Regions from separate parts of the Mus musculus genome. Here regions 1 and 3 are each linked to region 2. Evidence: chromatin contacts called from ENCODE Hi-C or POLR2A ChIA-PET data. All regions are on one chromosome and are shown on one strand. The core of a region is the stretch at or near the end of the contact, and the rest is flanking DNA. Distances in the headings are between cores, read along the strand shown.

Region 1 (3,827 bases), core at 408-2,907, 34 kb before region 2:
CTTTTGCCTATCTCTGTCCGATCTAAAGGAAGGCTTTCCACACTTGTAATGGGCTATGCACATTCTCTCCCTCTTACCTTGGTTTACCTTGGAAATGTTATAGCTTATAGCTATCCTACAGGTTCTGATTATAGTGAACGCATCCCTCAAACTTCTTCAAATGCCTAGCACATGGACTCTAAGAGAATATATGCAAATGGGATGCACAATAGCACTACCTACTTAAAGCACTACCTAACTATAGTCTGTAATAGTAAGATCCCCACCTCAAAAATAAAAACAGCCAGGTGGTGAACATTTTTAAGGAGGTTTAGGGAGTTCCAGGACAGCCAGAGATACACAGTGCCAATTGTCTCAAAAATAAAAATAAACATAAAAATCAAAAAAACTCATCTTCTTAGCCAGGGGCAATAGAGTGAGCATGCAATCCCACTTGCTCCAGGGACTGTGAAGGGAAGATTCCTGGAGCACAGCTTAAGATAAGCTTGAACAGGAGAGCAAGATCCAGTCCCAACAATAACAAAAATCAAGTTAAGTTCACTTTCCAAGACAGTAAGTCATACATTTGCTACAGCACCTCGAAATTTTACATACGGAAAGCTAAGATGTTATAACTCTTAGAAGCCCAGAGTATCAGCCTTTACCCTTTTCCCTTGAGGAGATTTAGAAAAGGGAAGTTAGCTGACATAGTGGCACACTCCTTTAATCTCAGCACCCCGGGAGGCAGAGACAGGGTCAACAGAGTGAGTTCCAGGACAGTGAGGGTTACGCAGAAAAAGCGTCTCGGGGATATAATCCCCACTAAGAGGGGTTCCCGCCCATTATCTTGGAAGCAAGAATACCTTCTCCAAGACCCCAAACTCAAGAGGCAAGAGGCAGTCACGGGAACGCAAATCATGTAAGTCCTTTCATCCTACAGAACAGAAGAAAATACCAGAGGGGAGGGAGAGGCGTACAGCTAAGACATCAAGGCGAAGAACCTACACTCCACGAAGGTGCCAGCCGCAAGAACCACGACAAACTGCCGCCCCGCGACGGGCAGGTCCCGCTACGCCACCCGCTGGCAACGTAAGCGCTGGAGACCCTGACGCCCAGCAGTAAGCCTGCGGGTTCTTAGGTACCCGGTAAAAAAGTGGCACTGCCCGCCGACCCGGGCGGCGGCAGCGCGCGGAGGGGTGGGGTGGGGTGGGTGTTTCTCCCCGCTATGGGTGCCCGGGCTGGAAAGGACCGCGGGGGGGGGGGGTCCTCCCTACAGAGCGGTTCGGAGATTTCCTGAAAGAGCCGCCAGAGTCTGAGCTCTCAGGGCGCGACCGAGTCTCCGGTTAGGGTCCGGGGGACGCTCGCGACAGCTCCGGGGCCCTGCGGTCGCGGTAGCGTTGGGTCGGGGTCTCCCGGAAGGGCTGGGGTGTTACCACGGAGCTGGGCCCGGGGTCTCACCGTGGTCCTGGTTGAAGCCGGCGTACAGCAGCCCGTTGCCGTGAGGGTTACACGGCAGGAGGTTCATGGCGCCGTCGTAGGGACTGTGGCTCCTCAGCACCGCATACCGCTCGCAACCAGGCGATCTCTCCGGTCGCGCGGCGCTAGGGCCGCCGCGGCCGGAAGCCAGGGTCCTGGGGACTTGCGTCGTGCGTGTGTCGTCAGTGCTGCGTCATCAGTGCGCGCGGATCTGTGGGCGCGCGTGCGCGCAACCAGCAAGCGCCGAGGGACAGACGCGTCCACTGCAGGGAAGTAGGTGGCGGGAAGTAGGTGGCGAGGGCTCGCCGGGCGCGTCCATAAGGGGCGGGGCAGGACGCAGCCGAGGGGAAGCTGCGGAGAGAGCTGGGTGCCCCGCACTCACACAAGCAGGGCAGGACTGATGGGACCAAGGACAGGGCAGAGAAGAGACTGCGCCAACGCTCCTGCCCACAACACAGTCTCCTGAAACCCTCACCGCGTTCCCACGATACACATCGTGTTCGACCAGAAGCAGCCTTCGTGTAATGGTACCTGCATTTTCCCCGAGAGACAAACACAGACAGACTATCCCCTATTTCTTCCCGAGCTTTCCCAACCATCTGACACGTCCTCTCACAGACACAAATTTCCAAAGAGACATAATAGGACATAACCTCACAGAAAAGATCCCCAGACCTCGCGACTGTTGTTTGGGGTGCTCTGTTTACAGGGGTCTGGGATGGCTCTGGAAGCTGGTGCTTTCTCCTCTCTACTACAATTCATTCTCTGGTTCCCTCTCTCCTCACTGGCTTCTCCCCTTACCTGTTTACCATCCTTTCCCCCAAATGAAGACTTGTAGCGTCTTAGGATTCAAGAAGCTTAAGCAGAAGGACCCTAGTCCCACACAGCCCACCATTCATCCCATCAGCACTGAAGAGGGGAGGGGAAACCACTTCAGGGACTGTCCTTTCATCTCTCTAGTTATGAACCTAAGAAAGGGCAGCTGAGGCATGAATGTTCAAGCCCTAAACGGTCTCACCATCTGTGAGAACATTTGCACAACAATAAGGTGGCTGTGAAGGTCCTGGCAGGATGTCTTGATAGTTGGCCACTGTCAAGGAGGCCTTGTTCCTTCGGGTTTCACTGGCTTACACACTCACCTGCCTCTCTGGATATCTATTCACCTCATCTCCACAGGGCTGGATGACCCCAGCTTCAGGCCTTCAGTGGCTCAGATGGCTACACTCCTGCTTCTCTAAGGACATTGTTATTATGTATCTGGAGACTCAAAAAATGTTAAGACATTGTAAATCACTAATAAAAACTTAGGGTATCCAAGCTTTATCTTATTTCAGTTTTCCTGTTGTTTAATCTCTCATAGGGTCTAGCTTCCTAAGCAGCAGGACCAGAAGAGAGACCTATACTTGAGCCTTTATAACGCCAGAATGTTGTGGTGGCTTTGTTTTGGTTTTTGGTTTTTGTTTTTTTGTTGGCAAGGAGTGACAAGGGCTTCATCTCTAGGGAAATGTCTGGCCACAGCTCTAACAAACCTCTGACACTTACCAGGAGCCACATGAGAGCGTGTTTCTTTCAGTACTTCCACTTTATCTTGTTGAGACAAGGTCTCATTCTCTAACCCTGGAACTCACGATGTAGCTCCAAGTTGGTCAAAGTATCACAGTAATATTGCTTCAAGCTCCCAAGAACCGGGATACTAGGCATTCGTCATGACATACAGCACTACGTGTTTTCTCTGCATTTCTTCTCTGGGAAGAAATCCTTTCCAAAGATGACATAGGACAAAACTAAGCTTTGGGGTAAACATCATGAAACAGGCAAGGAGACAAGTGCAGAAGAGAGCTGTGCTGTACCTGGATCTAGAAAGAGATACCACGACTCTGTCAAGAGAGGAGCAAGTATCCACTTTATTGAGAAACATAGTCCTTAAATAACTGTTTTTACTTCTCCTTTACTGAAATACCTCTCTCCTTGCTAATCTGTTGAAACAATGCTGGCTTTGTTCAACATAATTGGAGATATCTTTGGCATTTTCTTCCCATAGTTTCAGAACTTGTAGGATACTTTGTACAAAATATGTAGGTTTACAGAAAAATATGAATATAGATTACTTATTAATCTCAAAATGTAGTAAACAACATAGCAAAAACTTTATCAAATCCATGTCCTACCCAAATGGGACAGACCTGTTGTACACAACCTGTGAAACTGCAGCATTTTTTATAAGTTGGGGCTTTGACATTAAAATGTTTACAAAAGGCCCCTCTTGTAGTATCAGTAATGCTAGATTATCTGATTATCATTGCTTCTGAAATTTCCTTGAACATGTATTCACTACACACATTTTATCAGCCATATAAAAGCAGTTACAGAAA
Region 2 (3,960 bases), core at 1,243-3,742:
TACGGACACAAATCAAATTCCTCTGAAATTAAGAAAGGAATTTTTTTTATCTAGAATTCAAAATACACACATATCAAAAATTTTGAGTCATGGCCTGATTAAGCAAGGTAAGGCAAAGAAAAACGGTCTTCAAAAATTCCTAAAGAAAGGCAAATCTCCCATTTAGAAAATCAGTTGGCATGATGTTTTCACCATAACAACATCAGATACCAGAAAGACTGTGAACAAGTTACCAGGTATTGAGGGGAAAGAGCAGGACAGTCTAAGAACACTGTGTGCAGCCAAAGACAGACAACATAGTCTCAGCACAAGCAACTCAGAAGGTTTTAAACTCAGGAGTAGCTATAGTTAAGAGTTAGCCAACACTGAACTCATTTTTTTTTTTCTGAGACAGGGTTTCTCTGTGTAGCCCTGGCTGTCCTGGAACTCAATCTGTAGACCAGACTGGCCTTGAACTCAGAGATCCGCCTGCCTCTGCCTCCCGAGTGCTGGGATTAAAGGCGTGCTGCCACCAATGCCTGGCTCTGAATTCATTTAAATACTGCATGAATACTGAGCACCGGTATTAGATCTACAAAATGAAACTGAGCGTTCCAAACCTCTGAAGTATGGAAATTGCAAAGTGGGCTACAAAACCCGGACATGGAAGAAGAGAGTGGAGCATGAAACCGAGAGTGGAGCATGAAGCCGGGAAGACCGCATCTTCCACTGCCAGAGCACTGAGAGAGACACTCAGAGACTGAGAGAATGTCTTTATAACAAAATAATGACCCAAGCTTCATAACGTTTACCTCACCCCTACTTGTTTATTTTCCTGCTTTTTTTTTTATCTCCCCTCCCTAATTTACTCCCTCCCATTTTGTTTTGTTTTTTTTTCCCCAGACAGGGTCTCATACTGTAGCACAGACTGGCCTCAAACTCATGGCAATTCCCCACCCCCACCCCCCTGCTTCTTGAATGCTGGGATTACAGGTGTGAGCTGCCATACCTGGCTTGCTCTTCCCATGCTCTTTTCTTAGCCCTAAGAGAAATATGTAGTAAATCAAAAAGCCACAATGGCCACAACTACGGCATCAATTCTCCTCAATCTCTTAGACCATGTTGACAACAGAAAACAGACAAAAGCAACAGAAGTGCAGTGGGCCTTGCTCAAGCCAACCAGCAGCAAGTCTGCTCACATGTCATCCACATCTTTCTCTCTGCCCACATCAGTCATTTACTGTGGGACTCACGTCCCCTTTGGGGGCTTGTTAAACGTTTTACTCTTTTGCCTCTGCTGAAGCCTGGGTGTTTCATTGAGCACCAGGACCTGAAGACAGCCCTGTCTTCAGTCACGCCCTTGTTCTCGCAGTAATGCTGTCCAACAGAGCTTTGTCCTAAAGGAAAGGTCTAAATCTGTGCGGTCCAACCTGGTAGTTAAATGGCATTGGACCACACAGTTTTAGGGCCTTGCCTTGTGGCATTGCCAGGGGGCTGGAGATGCAGGAAGCAGTCTGCAAGCCCAAAGAACAGAGGGTGGCAGGCCTCAGGGCAGGGTCTGTATTAGAAAGGTGTGTTGAAACCCCCACAACAACACAATAGGCATTCACTGAAGTCTGTGCACAGCCACAGTCAAAGGGATGGATCACTACGTGACTATTCTTGGATGTTCTGCTCAGGATTCTGCCACTCTGTCTCCTTCCTCTGGGGTGCAAGATCTTAAACTTCAGGCTTCTAGGACACTCACTGCTCACTGCCCTGGAGCCTGAGACGCTCTGGTCTCACCCGTGTCCAGTCTCCTGGACTCCAGTCTCTTAGTTGGGTTCCTTCCTACACCCTAGCCAATTCTACAGGGTCACTTAGATTCCTCTTCCTCCTCTTGGAAGTCCTGTCCACTAGGACACAGAGCTTAGTGCTTGGAATCAAAGGCTGGAGTCTAGTCTTGCTACTCTCTGCTTGCAGTTCCACGCACCAAAAGGTCATAGCCTCAGAGACTGTGGTCTCAGACCTCAGCTCCGTGGACCGCTGTCTCTCTGCCCACGCCTCCTGTAATCCCACACACTTCTCCGAACACGTAGCTAGCACCTGCGATGTCCCTCGACGACCACCCTGAGCTGCTTTGCGGACTCCGTCCACAGAGCGCAGTCTTCCCCAGCATGCGGTTCCTAGCCCTGCCCAGCCGCTCCCGGGACCCACGCTGGAGAGGCCGCTCGCACCGACACCCCAGCGCTGCGCCTCCGGGTGCTGCAGCCGCGCTCACCCGCCGGGTGGCCGTAAGGAGACTCGGCTGCTCCGTCCTGCAAGCTGGCCAGGATCTCTCCCTTGCCCACGTCGCTGTCGCCCACCAACAGGAACTTAAGTAGAAAATCGTAGGCCCGCACCGGGCTGCCCAGGGAGCTCATCATGCCGGCCCAGCCACCCCGCCCATACCGGCCCAAGGCTGCGCGCAGGCGGCGGAGGGTCCCCGAGCGCCGCGGGCCCCTCGAACGCTCCACCGGTCGGGGGAGCTTGACAGCTGAAGAGCCCCGCCCACCTTACCTTGCCATTGGCGAGCCTCAGTTGCTGAGGTATATACACATGCTCATTGGTTAGCAAGCTCGCCCATCTATTTCTTTACGCCTCCGCACCACGCCCACCGCCTCTCCTGGGAGGACTTGTTGCCTAAGCCAATGGAGGTCCGAAGGCCGAGCCAGAAGAAACCGAAGGGGGGGGGAGAGGTTTGCTCCTGCAAACCAATGGAAGAATGGCATAGAGAGGAGGGGCGTGGTCAGTGTTTACTCCCTCCCCTGTATCAGTGCGTAACAGGAGTTGGCTCCAGATTGGTGTGGGAAGTGTTGAATCCCTGCCTGGAAACGAGAATTTGTCCCACAGCTCCACAGAGCTTTGAATGCTAGCGTGAGAGCTTAGCATGTTCATGTGTTCATGTAGGCATCAGATGTAACTAAAGTTACAGGTAGTTGTGAGTTTCAGCACCAAGTGGACACATGGACAAGTGCACCTCTAAAGGTGTCTGCTAGTGGGTGCCTCGAGGTCTCCACGGGTTTCTGTCCATGCATGTCAGTGTGAGTGTGTGTGTGTGTGTGTGCATCGTGTGCCTGTGAGGTTGTTGTCAGAGAGCACATGACGGGGACCTGTCTGTCTCTGATCTCTTTTACCCCAAGGGAGCAGTGAATCTGCTCTCTGTTCAGGAGCACCTCACCAGTGGGAACTAAGTTATTTAGAGTAATCATAGTTTAGCATCCCCGCTACCTACATCTTTATACAACCTGAAGTGGAAGCACCTCTTGCAATCGTGCCTCCTCTCTGTTAAGAAGGATACATTTCCGGATGGAAAAGAAAAAGCAGTGGATGAAAATTACGAAAGCATTTGTGAACATTGTTCTAAGCGCCACAGCTGTGCTGTGATTCAGGACAAGGCCGGTTTGGCTCAGAACAGGCTGGTCTTGGAGCAAGGTGACCGCTGCCTCCCTGCAGGAACACTATCCTTTCAAAGAGTTGACTATAATAAGCTCTAATTACAAGATATGGCTGCCAGTCTAGAATAGGTAATTGAGATAGGGTTTTTCGAGACAGGGTTTCCCTGAGTAGCCCTTTCTGTCCTGAAACTGGCTTTGTAGATCAGGCTGGTCTTGAGATCTGCCTGCCTCTGCCTCCTGAGTGTGGTATTAAAGACATCGGCCACCACTACCCAGCTAGAATGGATGGTCTCGCTGAGCCATTTTTGACTCAGAATACTATCTTTGACTCAAGATTACACTGTTGCTAACCAAGAATACCTGAGCTGTAATTATTTCAGAGGACCATGACATGGCAACAATCGCCCACACAGAAAAACCTTCCTTAGAGAGAGCGCTTTAGAATGTCTGAGTCCAGACAGCCTTTCCCTATTGATTTGCCAACTAAAGCTGCACTAGAGTGTATTAGATAAATTCTACTTTTGCCTTTTTCTGTCACAACTCATATCTCACCAGCCTATCATTG
Region 3 (3,957 bases), core at 845-3,344, 47 kb after region 2:
AGGCCAGAGTGTGTTTGTGTTTGACATAAGCCTGCGAGATCGACTCCAAATCCATGAGGACGCAGAGAGTTAACAAAGCTTTCCTCTGATCTGAGTGGGAAGTCAATGCTGCCTGCAGAAAATGGCCACTGTACTCCTTTCCTCACAGATATTACTGCCTGAAGACTGATCCCCGCAGGGACTGCTCCTACTGAGATCAGTTAAGCCCGCCCTCTTGATTTAGCTGCATACCACAACCCTGCCTACTCGTTCAGCTGTAAATAATAAACACACTGATGTTCTGGGATCTTGAAACTTCTCCATCAGACATCCTTCCCGGCTTTTCTGTGTGTTCATGTGTGTTTTTTCCTTCATTCCCTCACTACCCTAATTAGGTCAGTCCCTGGAGTTGTGTAAGACTCCGCACAGAGGGAAGACACGGACACTGCACTTGGCTTTAGAATCAGGTTAGAAAAGGTCGTTGGGGTAGAACCCTGGCTCTGCAGTCCGCCACTCTGGCTACCATGATTAGGAATGATCAAGCCACATTAGGAGGCCATATCAGTCAATGTTCCTTGCCTGAGTGTGTGCCCAGGTTCCAATCATCCCACATAGCTGCCAGATGCAGGAGTTATTCAAGAGCCTCTAGGGAACCCAGTCTCAGTCTGAGCCCATGACAGGTCACAAGGACCCTGGGGATGGCCAGCACTGACAGGCTTTGCCCCTCTGAGGTATGACAGAGCTCCTAAGATAGGCTCCTCAATGAGGGCTATGCCTACCGAAAACCCATGCAAATGTTATCTCTTCATGTGCTTTGGGCGTCATCTTAGTGTGAGGCTGGTCGATAAAGGAACAGCTGTAGAACTGTCAGCTGGCAGGCCATGAGAAAAACATTGAGCAGCACAGTGCAGCCAGGTCTTCTTGACACATGCTGGGAAGAGTCTTATCCCGCTAGGGCCTGAGACTAGAATTCATAGGATGGAGCCCAAAACCAGACTTGGTTTCATATGTTATGAGCTATGTCTCAGCACTGGGACCCAGGCAAGTTAACTCCTCTATACTTTAGTTTTGTCATAGAGAAGGCAGGAGCTAATTATAGCATCCTCTCAGGATATTTGTGAATGTAGCTGACATTCACTTGTGCCCTGGCACATACTCAAAGCTCAGCAATGGATCTATCCACCCACTAATCTTCCTAGTCCCTTTATAGTCAGCTGGGGACATTGCAGTACAAGAGAGGGACCAGCAGCTCATGGTGGGAGCTGCCATCTGAGGCAACCTCTCCTAAAACACTGAAGGGTTAGCACAGGCTGTCTCTTATATCAGTCTGTGGATGTGTTCTTATATGTATGTGTGTGTGTGCCCATGCATCCATGAGCATATATGTCTGCTGCTTTCCTATCATGGCTGTCTGAAATCCAGAGTTCCACCTACCCTGGGTGGAGTAGGCTGCTGCTATCACACCTCCCACAGTAGCCTCTATCACTCAGCCCTGTGGCATTAAGAGGTGCCACTAGGGCCTAGCCAGGGCACCCCCATGGCTAGGACTCCACCCTTATCTGGACAGTGAGATCTTCTCCATGGGATATCTAAGTCTCTAGGCTATGCCTTGTGTTGCAAGGATAAAGAAGCCCTGACCCAAATCTTTCTGCGCTCTTTCCTGATTCTCCCAGTTATGCAGAGAGCACGGTGCCCAGGGTAGACCCCAGGTGGGTGCAGATGTTCTGGGACTTCACGTGCATTCTGTGAGGACACTCCCTTTCTGTCTCGTGGCTTTACAGAACACCCGCCACCCGGTCTGGGTTCTGTTTCTATAGGGTGTGTTGTTGGAGGAGAAATTCTGAAATGAGCTTAGTAATGAGGGTATCGAGAGCTTTTGCATCCCTCCTTCTCCCACAGCAGCCCCGGGTGGAAATCGCCTTGGAGAGAGAAATTCCTCGCTCTCTTCCCCCTCCCACCCTAGCTCTGGTGCCCAAGAGCATGCAGGGATAGCATGCACCGGAGGTAGCTAGGAGCCAGCAAGCCTGTGTCAGACAATGTTGTGACAGCGCTACGCCCCGCCCCCTGATCCGCCCTCCGCGCGTGTTCCCTTCTGGTCCCCGACTCCCCCTCCTCTGCGTCACCTGACCGCATTCTGCACCTCAACTCTCCATGGAGCAGCTGCTGCGCGCCCAGCTTCACACCACAACACTGCGGGCCTTTGGGAGCTCCGGAGGGGGCTGCATCAGCGAGGGCTATGCCTACTACACTGACAGTGGCCCCGTGTTTGTCAAGGTCAATCGCAGGACACAGGTGCGCTGCCCGGTATACAAGGATAAAGTCTAGGAAGGGGAAAGAGGAATGCAGGATTCTGAGAAGTGGTGGAGGAACTAGACCTGGCGTACCCAACGCTCTGCTGAGGGGTCAACCAGCACTTGCATGCAGGCAGCTTCTTGGGACCAGAGGGTTTCTCTTTGCTGCATGATTATTTTCTTGCTTTTGCTCCCACACAGGGGCTTTAAATTTTCTGTAATCACTGACCATGGGGGAGGTGAGTCTTAGCGGTAAGCTGCTTCTGCCCATGTCTGGTCTCTGCTCTGACCTCAGCTCCTGCATTTTCCCAGCAGGTGAAGAGAGACAGGATTCCCAGGGCTAGGTTAGCACCATCGTTCTCAAAGGCTCTGTTGGTTTCTAGGACGTTTAAGATATCCCCGTTTAAGAATGTATGGAGCCAGGCATACATCTAAACCCTATCACTCTGGTACTTAGGAGGCTGAGACAGGAGGATGGTGAGTTCCATGTCAGCCTGGGCTACATGAGGAGAAGCTGGCTCAAAAACAAAAACAAACTAACAACAACAAAAGAATGCATGGAAAACTGTAAGACAACTGAGGACTGTTAGCTAGAGTCCCTGAGAGCAAGCTGTGCTGGCACAGCATGGTGCTCCCCTTCTGTGGGGGGAGGACTCCAGAGGTTCTGGACTCTGTGGGGAGTAGTTCTGGATAGTGGTTATAGTATCTAGGATGCTCCTGGTATCATTAGAGACGGTGAAGGTAGCACCTCCCTGCTTTCTGTGCAGCGTTGGCCTGGTTTGGAGGTTTACCCTGGAAGCATGGCTGAAGTTTGCAAATGCCCTTCCACAACAGGCTGCTCAGCACATGCCTCTTTGTCCCAAGTGCAGGTTGGCGATTTGAGTGTACCTGTCTGACTTTTCCCCTTGAAAGGGGATTAAGGGGGAAGAATGGTTTACATGTGTGATAATAAATGTTTTGGCTTCAAGTTTCACTTTTAATCAACGATATCCAATTTATTTTGTGTGTATGTATGTATGTGTGTGTGTGTGTGAAAGCTCTGGTTTGCATATTCATGACGTGCGTAGAAGTCAGTGGATAACTTTTGGGGAGTTGGTTCTGTCCTTCGGCCTTATTTTGTGGCAAGGTTTTTCTTGTTTCTGCTGCCACACGGCCTGTTCTAGGCTAGCTGGCCTGAAAGACTCCAGCTGACTGTTTGTCTCCCATCATGTGGTAGGAGGGCTGGGATTACAGATGCACACCACCACATCTGGAACACACTACCACATCTGGATTTTTGGAGATCAAAGCTGGGTGATCAGGCTTGAATGCTTTTACCCACAGTCATCTACTTTTTAATTTTTACAAATGTATGATTCTATATGTAGAAGTGTTCACAAACCCCATGAATAAATGCATGGGGGGGGGGGCTGAGGATGTCATTCATTGTAGAGCATTTGCCTAGTGTGGACAGTCTCCTGGGTTGAGCCTCCCAGCACCACAAATAAATAAGTAAATAAAATGCATGTTTTTAACCAAGGTATAGTGAACAATATGAAAGTTTGCTAAAAATAAGTGGGGGTATTTCTAAGTCACTTAGAAACAAGCCTCTGCATCCCAGAAAAGGCCTGTGGACAAGCTGGGTATACTAGCTTCTCTAGTCCTTGCTAGAATGGAGCCAGGCTCTTCTAACCTCACCACTCTGCCT

Evidence for each region. Hi-C counts contacts between places; a loop is a spot of excess contacts on that map. ChIA-PET counts read pairs that join two places held with the same protein, here RNA polymerase II (POLR2A).
Region 1: POLR2A ChIA-PET joins it to region 2 with 12 read pairs in embryonic stem cell. The contact joins the promoter of Wdr45b here to the promoter of Rab40b in region 2. POLR2A ChIA-PET finds 5 or more read pairs at or near these places in 3 of 5 experiments (Patski and embryonic stem cell).
Region 3: a loop to region 2 is called in a map of left cerebral cortex, with 7 times the contacts of the local background. The contact joins the promoter of Fn3k here to the promoter of Rab40b in region 2. A Hi-C loop is called at or near these places in 9 of 37 maps with a recorded cell type or tissue (T-helper 1 cell, gastrocnemius, heart and 2 more). POLR2A ChIA-PET finds 5 or more read pairs at or near these places in 3 of 5 experiments (Patski and embryonic stem cell).

Annotation. Positions count from the first base shown.
Region 1 is chr11:121,352,790-121,356,616 of GRCm38, forward strand. Wdr45b (WD repeat domain 45B) reads right to left here and starts at 1,658. Exons shown (of 10, transcript NM_025793.3): 1 at 1,438-1,658. The coding sequence starts at 1,504. Rab40b (Rab40B, member RAS oncogene family) reads right to left here. Exons shown (of 6, transcript NM_139147.3): 6 at 3,332-3,827.
Region 2 is chr11:121,385,759-121,389,718 of GRCm38, forward strand. Rab40b (Rab40B, member RAS oncogene family) reads right to left here and starts at 2,493. Exons shown (of 6, transcript NM_139147.3): 1 at 2,240-2,493. The coding sequence starts at 2,384. Mir7236 (microRNA 7236) reads right to left here and starts at 1,446; the gene lies at 1,387-1,446.
Region 3 is chr11:121,432,859-121,436,815 of GRCm38, forward strand. Fn3k (fructosamine 3 kinase) reads left to right here and starts at 2,095. Exons shown (of 6, transcript NM_022014.4): 1 at 2,095-2,271. The coding sequence starts at 2,131.